Regions from separate parts of the Homo sapiens genome. Here region 1 is linked to region 2. The links are chromatin contacts, found by Hi-C or POLR2A ChIA-PET in ENCODE. All regions are on one chromosome and are shown on one strand. Each heading gives the region's core, a stretch centred on a gene start or an enhancer-like site at or near the end of the contact. The rest is flanking DNA. Distances are from core to core; before and after follow the strand shown.

Region 1 (3,918 bases), core at 821-3,320, 58 kb after region 2:
CCAGGATCTTAATCACTTTATTTCACCTTTGCATTTTATTTTGCTTTTTTGCCCTGGCAAGATCAAAAGATCATGTTTCTAGGTTTTTAAATCATATCTAATGATTGGAGTTGATTGACATGGTCGCTACTGTGATTTCTAGAGAACGTCAGGAATGTCAGATCTTCTTTGTTTTGCTCTGAACCGCAGGACAGAATTGTAGAAAATGGGGTTGTTCCTGTGTAACTCCGTTCAAAATTTGCTTTCTGCTTTTTTTTTTTTTTTGTCTTGGTTTTTGTTTTAGCCAACGCCAACTACACATAACAAAAAGCTGATGCAAACTATGAAAACCTCACTGCCGACTTTGCATCCAGAGCCTTAGCAGTAGCTTCATCATTTATGGCACATGGGGATGAAGCTAGGTCACCTCCAGGCAGGTATTATAATGAAAAGGTACAGTATGTTCATTGGCCACACGTTGCACATTCTCTTTATCCCACACTGTACAGTATTTCCCATCTTATTCAATAATTTAATATACATTTTCTTGTCAAGCTTCTTGGCAGCAGGCTATGCAGCTTGCAAGATGGACTGAGAATGCCACAGGTGGGCTGATTAGCGGGTGGCATTTCTGAATTCTAACAAGCTGTTAGCATTATGTCTGTTTGCTTTAGGTACAGATGTGAAATGATTTGACAGTAGATTTCAAAAGTGTATGAGTACATTTTTGTATGTCAAACTATGGAAATACGGGGTTTTAAAAATTTCACACATTGATGGTATGTATTGTATTTATTAATTTCAGAAAGTATATGCCACTGACATGGCATAAAAATGAAAAAGCAGTCTCCGCAATGTATCAAATGAACAGATTGAATAAACATCCCACTCCCAGTTAATCAGAAAGTCTTATCTTGTGCTTCAGAAAAAGTCAGAGGTTGGAATAGCTCAGCCAGAAAATAAGAGTCTTTGGAGAGTTTATTTTAATTGGTTTTATAGTATGATGGTGATTAAAAAAAAAAGACAGAAAGAGAAAAAAAGCAAAAAGGAAAAACAACCACCACTCACAACAAATGGCGAGTGGAATACTTGCCGGTCACGTTAAGTGACATCTGCCCTAGTCTAAAATTTCAAAGGTGATTTCAGGATGGATAAAGGAAAGTCTGCCTAACATACAAAAAGGAAATTTAAAATAGATCTTAGAAATTTAAATTTCGATATATGCCAAAGCTGCACTGCAGACGTGAAAACTGAGAGACACCCAGAAGTTAGAGAGCGAACTGGCTGGCATGTAAAGGTCATTCCAGGTAACTCAGGGGAAGAAGGCCTTTCTTTCTTTCTGAGGATGGCTCAGCCATGAAGCAGGAGGGATTCAAAGGGGTATATTCATGCTTAGGCTTACAGGGACTATTCTGCTTTGAGTCTATGGAAGAAGATTTGGATGGCTCCACGATACTCCAAGGCGTTCTGTTCCCCAGCCCTTGGGGAATCCATCATCACAAAATCCATCCCAGCCTCTACCTGTGGCAGAGCCTTACAGTAGCTGTAGATGGGAGGATGCCTCGGTCCTTCTTTGGGAGGATCTGAGAAGTCCCTCGATCACATCGTAACGGGTCAGAAGGAAGACATGAGGATAGGAGACACCAAAGTTAACCCCACCGCATACCCAGGAAGCTCTGGATGGGTAGCAGGGAGTGTCCTGCATACCCAGGAAGCTCTGGGTGGGCAGCAGGGATCCCCCAAAGGAAGACAGGCAACATGGGTCGGAATTATGTTGCCATCAGGCACAAGAGCTGGGGGCTTCCGGATGGAAGTGGCGGGCAGCGCATCTGCCGTCAGGTGTAAGGAGTCATCACAGCCAGTACCAGGCAACACGAAAGAGGCTCAGATTTTTGTCTCCATCATTACCGTGGACTGTAAGAGGGCGAAATGATCTTAAAGTATAGCTAATACAGCACTCTGAATTTACAGATGAAAACCACGGCTTAGAGAGGGAACGTGTCAAATCACTTTACAAGCAGGGCTGCGTTTGCTCATGGCAGCAGTGCTGTGAGGTGAACGGAGAAAGCATGCTTCCCAGGTGAGTAAATAGACTTGGGGTGAGCCGTTTGCTCACAGTCACACAGCTGGGCTTCTGAAGTCTGAGGCCACTGCTGCAAAGTGGTCACTAAAGTATCTTTTTAATCATCACATTCATCTGACAAAGATGTCCTGGGCATTGACTTTGTGTTGGGCACTGTTCTAGGTACCAAGAATGAGCAGGGAATAACATGGACAAAATTCCTGCCCATGGGGGTTCTGCCTGCTGGTGGGAGAGATCAACAATAAATAAAATGAGTGCCTTTGGCATAATAGTTAAGAAAGTGAAAGGGTTAGGGAGAAAAATGAAGCAGCCGTGGGTGACTCAGAGCGTGGAGGGTTGGGATGACTGTGGTCAGAGAAGACCTCCCTGGAGGGAGAGAAGCAGTGAGCCACTTGGAGATTGATCAGGGACTGGCATTCCAGCCAGAGGGAACCAGTGCAAAGTCCTGAGGCAGGAGCAGCTTTGCAAGATCAAGGCACAGTGAGTCAGTGTGACTGGGACAGCTGAAGCTGGGGGACAGTCGCCGGGCAGCAGTCACAAGGCAGCCTGTGCAAGGTGACGAGTGGGGTGTGGGGCCTTGAGGCCATTGTAGAGACAGAAAGCATTTCCAAAGGTCATCAAGGGGCTCTTGTTAGTGTAAAAATACTATATATATATATATATTTGGTTTTTAATATATGTATTTGGTTTTTAAAAGACAGGGTCTCACTATGTTGCCCAGGCTGGAGCACAGTGCCTATTCACAGTTGCAGCCCCACTGGAGATCAGCACAAGAGTTTTGACCTGCTGCATTTCCCATCTGGGCTGGTTCACCCCTCCTTAGGCAGCCTGTGGTCCCTGCTCCAGTGAGGTCACCATAATGATGCTGAACTTAGGGCAGACTCCCCATGGGCCAACCGCACTTACAGCCCAGAGCTCCTGGCCTCAGGTGATGCTTCTGCCTCAGCCTTCCTGAGTAGCTGGGACTACAGGTGGGGGTCCCTAAATGTCTTATATTCTTTATCCTTTTTTTTGAGGTGGAGTCTCACTCTGTTGCCCAGGCTGGAGTGCAGTGGTGCGATCTCGGCTCACTGCAATCTCCGCCTGCCTGGTTCAAGCGATTCTCCTCCCTCAGTCTCCCACGTAGCTGGAATTACAGGCGTGCACCACCACACCCAGCTAACTTTTGTATTTTTAGTAGAGACAGGGTTTCGCTATGTTGGCCAGGCTGGTCTCGAACTCCTGACTTCAAATGATCCGCCCACCTCAGCCTCCGAAAGTGCTGGGATGACAGGCATGAGCCACCGCGCCCGGCCCTAAATATGCCTTATGTTCTTATGCAGCAGAGCAGTCTACATTCCACGACACAGACTTCCGGGTCAGCTTTTGGAGCCCAACTCATTTAAAAACTGGAGCCTTCCTTTCAATATAAAACAGTCCAGAAATCTCACTGTCCCATCTTGGGGGTCAAGCACTGTCAAGCACTTTACAAACACAATTGGAACATTCTCTTGTTCAAAATGGCCCTTATAACTTTTGTCCTGGTTTTCCTCAGTGTATCATGGTCTCCTCCTCTTGCCATATAAAACTGTCTTTCTTAGACATTTCCAACCATTTCAACAAGCAACAATTAAAAATAATCGTCATCTTAGCTCCTAGATCTTAGAGACTATATTTTCCTATCTTTTTTTTTTAAATTAGTTTTTCTCGTAATAGGCCTTTGGCTAAAAAGATATTCCACAACCTCAAGTATGATAGTTATAAGAAAAGAGGTATAATATGGAACCCATAGGGAAACCCTTCCTGACTCACCTCAACCTGAGGATCTGTGTCGTCACCCCTTAGCCTCAGTGGCTGGTGTATTGCAGGGGCTTCAC
Region 2 (4,092 bases), core at 1,209-3,708:
GCCCTCAGATCACTTCTTCCCATCCCAACTGAGCTTTCCCCTTTTCAGTATGTGGCATCATTGTCCACCCAATTGCTCAGACTAAAACCCTTGGAGTTGTTACTGATTCTTCTCCTTCCCTTGGAGTCTACACCCAATCCATGAGTACATCCTGTCAACACTACTTGCAAAGTACATCCCCAAGCTGACCAATGCTCACCACCTCAACTGCAACAACCAGGTCCCAGGTCCCATCATTTCTCCTATGAACTGTTGCTCCTAACCTGTTCTCATCTCCTCATTGCATCCTACAGTCCATCTTACACAGGGCAGATACAGTGATTTTTCTAAAGCATAAATCAGATGATATCACTCCCCTGCCTAAACTTTGCTGATGTCTTTCAATGATGCTTAAAATAAAATTTGAAATGGCCTCCGTGTTCTGGCTCCTGCCTTCTCCTCTCACCTAACTAGGGACCCTTCTCCCTTTCGCCCTCTGCACTACAGTCATACTGTCCATTTAGCCACAGCCATTTTTATCTTAACACCATTGCACCTGCTATCCTGCTGTTTGGGGCACTCTTTCCCCAGGAATTTGTGTGGCCCCTGCCTCTCATTCTGGCATCTCCTTAGAGACGCATGCCTTCCTCACTCTGTTGATTAAGCAGTGCCCTGTCTTCCATCCCAGTCCCCAGGTTCCCTGTCTTATATAAGGGCCCTATTTTATCTCCTCAGTGTACTTAGAAGTACCTGAAATGATAGCATTTGTTTGTTTGGCTTTTTATGTTTGCTCCTTATCTCCCTCAATGGTAATGTGAGATTATAATACCTCACAGGCTAAAAGCTAAGATTATGTTTCTTCCCATCTACCACACAAAAACGTTGTAAGGTTTAATCCAATGAATGCTCCTCTTTAATGTAATGATCAGCATTAGCAATACTCAAACTCATGAAAACATCAAAAAGCACCCAATGCACTGCCCTACAAGGCTAGGGTAAAAATATTAAGAGGCCATCAATGTATCTGCATAGGATTGATTTTGCATTTCACGATGATTCATTAGCAAGAACAGGTGTTTGGAGCACAGGGACTGCGTCTTTGAGAGGCTTTAGTAGGGTCTAAAGTTTCACTCAGCATTGATCATGTGAGAACACTTAATCAAAGTGCATGATTAGTGGAGAGAGTTCTGTGAGCTCGTATGAATTTGGTTTGCTCTCTTTCCAAAGGGTAGCTTTTTGTTCAGACTGACAGTAGATGTCATTGATACCTCCTGAAGGCACAAGAGCCCGCTCTGTTTTGGGGGTTGCTCCAGACCTGCCTGGGATGTGGGAGCTCTGCTCTGACCATGGAGCACCCTAGACATGAGACAACCATATCCATGCCCAGTGACACCTATGTAAGGTGAGGGGCCACCAATCCCCAGGGACCACCCCAGAGGAGAGGCCAATATGGATAATGCCAAAAGCGATGAAGATAGTGTCATGTGGCTAGAAACACCTTCAGCACAGCCTAAGAATATTCAGAGATGCAAACTGAAGAAATGCGGGTAATGGCAAAGGCATTCGAAGAATCTCTTAGCTCTGGGAGTATACACAGGAGGAAATCCTATCTAGGAGGGAAGTGAGTCAGAGCCTGCTTACCACACTGGAGAAGGACAATCAGGTTTTAGAAGAGTCTTAGTACTTTATATCCTTGGGCTTTAAAACATTCTCTGATTTTTTTCATTTTTGATTGTTGAGTCCTGGAACAGTTATCAGGAAGTGCCTTTGGTGAACCCAGCTATGGGGAGAGGAACAGGTCTGGGGCCAGGCTCTGAAGGACAAATGCTCCGGACAGTGCTAGGAGGCCCCCGGAAGGCATTTCCGATGTACCCAGTGCCTTTCTGGAGAGTTGGCAGCAGTTCAAGAACTGTGCCTTATCCCGTCTTGTTAGGATATAAAACCGATGCTGGATATGGTGCATTGAGGCAGGTGGTCTGTAGTTTACATGCTACTTAAAATTCTGAAGCCACCTACAGTAAATGCTTGAAATAAATTGTGGGAAATCACTTGAATAATCTTGCAAACATCCATGTAATGCTTAAACAAAGGCCACCTAGAGACCAGGGAAAGGCTGCTGGAAGCCAGTGCACAGTTTACCTGGGAAGCCCCAGGGAGCAGCATGGGGAAGATGCTGGGAAATTACCCACCTGAGCTTCAGGCCATCCCCATTCATTCTGTTCTTTTTTTCTCATGATATATCACCCAGCCTAATCTCAAATTCGCTCTCAGAAATGGGGGAAGGACATCATTTCAGTTTTCGCAAAGTAACTGATTAAATCCCAGGTTTAAAATGCCTTGGTGAACAGAGTTCTTTCTATGCAAAGGATGAGCCCTGAATATACTATTTCCTTTTGGCCTGTGGAGGACTCTAATGTGAACGATTCTGCCATGTGGTATGAAATTCTCACGTGAATCATTGATGGCCTTGGAGAAAGGAAAGATCCTGATGCACGGCTCATCTCCTTATGAGGGAAATGGCAAACGAACCATAAAAGCAAGCAAATAAACCAACATGTGCCCAGGGAAACAGTGGCCCAACAAATCCTAAGCCATCAGAAGCAGTGAGATGTCCCTAGCAGGAATCCTCCCAACGGCAGCGCTCAGAGCTCCTGGTTAGAATTTCAGTTGTTGCTTATATAATTTCAAGTGATAACAAGAAGCTATTTTATTACTCTACTGGGTTCAGACTCTTGATCTATACTACCACCTTGAAGGATCATTTCATGTGTAATTTAGCAGCATTTATCTGATATGTGTCCAACAATAACTTACCCATTCTCTGTGGGTCAGCCTTATGGAATCTCTAGGGAGGCAGAGAAAGAAAAGAGACTGTTCCCACTCTCTAGGACTTCACGGTCCATGAGAAACAGAGACCAGCAAATCCACAATGGCAATCCGGGGGCCACACCGGCTGGGCAGAGTACAGAGCATGTCAAGGGTCACAGATCAGGGTAGAGGAGGGGCGCCGAATTCAGCCCTGGTGGGCTCCAAAAGGAAAGGTGTTGGGAGCAGAACATACTTAAGGTGAGTTTTCATGAAGAAATAGAAGTTAGCTAAGAGAAGAGGAGGAAAAAATGCACTCCCAAATAAGGAGGAACTGAGGCTGAGGATGGGATGTGTCAGGGAATAAGGCCCTTTTGGACACCTGGCTGTAGGGAACATGGGTGTGGGCCTCTGGGAGAAACTGAGGGAGGTAGAAACCAAGCAATGAAGATTCTTCTAGGCTACTAAGGATGTTGCCATTTACTCTGAAGGCCGTGGGGAACCCAGCATAATTAGGCTTATATTGCAGAAAATTGACTCTGGCATCAGTGTCAGAGGCATTTGAACCAGAGCAACTCCATCTTGAATAGGGGTGGGGTAAAATGAGGCTGAGACCTACTGGGCTGCATTCCCAGATGGTTAGCCATTTGATGTCACAGGATGAAATAGGAGATTGGCACAAGATACAGGTCATAAAGACCTTGCTTATAAAACAGCCTGCAGTAAAGAAACTGGCCAAAACCCACCAAAACCAAGATGGCGACGAGAGCAACTCTGGTCGTCCTCACTGCTACACTCCCACCAGCGCCATGACAGTTCACAAATGCCATGGCAACGTCAGGAAGTTACCCTATATGGTCAAAAAAGGGGAGGCATGAATACTCCACCCCTTGTTTAGCATATCATCAAGAAATAACCATAAAAATGGGTGACCAGCAACCCTCGGGCAGCTCTGTCTGTGGAGTAGCCATTCTTTATTCCTCTACTTTCCTAATAAACTTGCTTTCACTTTACTCTGTAGACTGGCCCTGAATTCTTTCTTGCGTGAGATCCAAGAATCCTCTCTTGGGGTCTGGATTGGGAACCCTTTCCGGTAACATCAGTATAGATGACAGATCAGAGAGCAGCAAGGCTAGAGGTTTAGGATGAGGATGAAGGTGGGAGATCAAACGATGCTTCATCAATAGAATTGAACACAATGGATGACTCACTATATAGAGAGACTGAGGGAAAAAGAGTTGGGTGTGATGTCCAGGTTTCTGATTTAGACAAGCAGACATTTGCTTAGAAATGCAACATTGAGGGATA

Evidence for each region. Hi-C counts contacts between places; a loop is a spot of excess contacts on that map. ChIA-PET counts read pairs that join two places held with the same protein, here RNA polymerase II (POLR2A). Pooled maps may share reads with other maps.
Region 1: a loop to region 2 is called in a map of chondrocyte, with 5 times the contacts of the local background. The contact joins two enhancer-like sites. A Hi-C loop is called at or near these places in 5 of 168 maps with a recorded cell type or tissue (Calu3, PC-9, chondrocyte and 2 more) and 1 of 50 pooled maps. POLR2A ChIA-PET finds 5 or more read pairs at or near these places in 4 of 52 experiments (A549, K562, WTC11 and 1 more).

Annotation. Positions count from the first base shown.
Region 1 is chr1:244,103,048-244,106,965 of GRCh38, reverse strand. It overlaps the pseudogene RN7SL148P. Among named protein-coding and RNA genes, the nearest start is that of ZBTB18, 54 kb to the right of the region's middle. Within about 2 kb of position 2,070, at least 3 of the 41 ENCODE cell types and tissues checked have a DNase peak (open chromatin) inside an H3K27ac peak, as active enhancers do; they include PC-9, where a contact is called at or near this core.
Region 2 is chr1:244,161,702-244,165,793 of GRCh38, reverse strand. No RefSeq gene overlaps it. Among named protein-coding and RNA genes, the nearest start is that of ZBTB18, 110 kb to the right of the region's middle. Within about 2 kb of position 2,458, at least 13 of the 41 ENCODE cell types and tissues checked have a DNase peak (open chromatin) inside an H3K27ac peak, as active enhancers do; they include PC-9, where a contact is called at or near this core.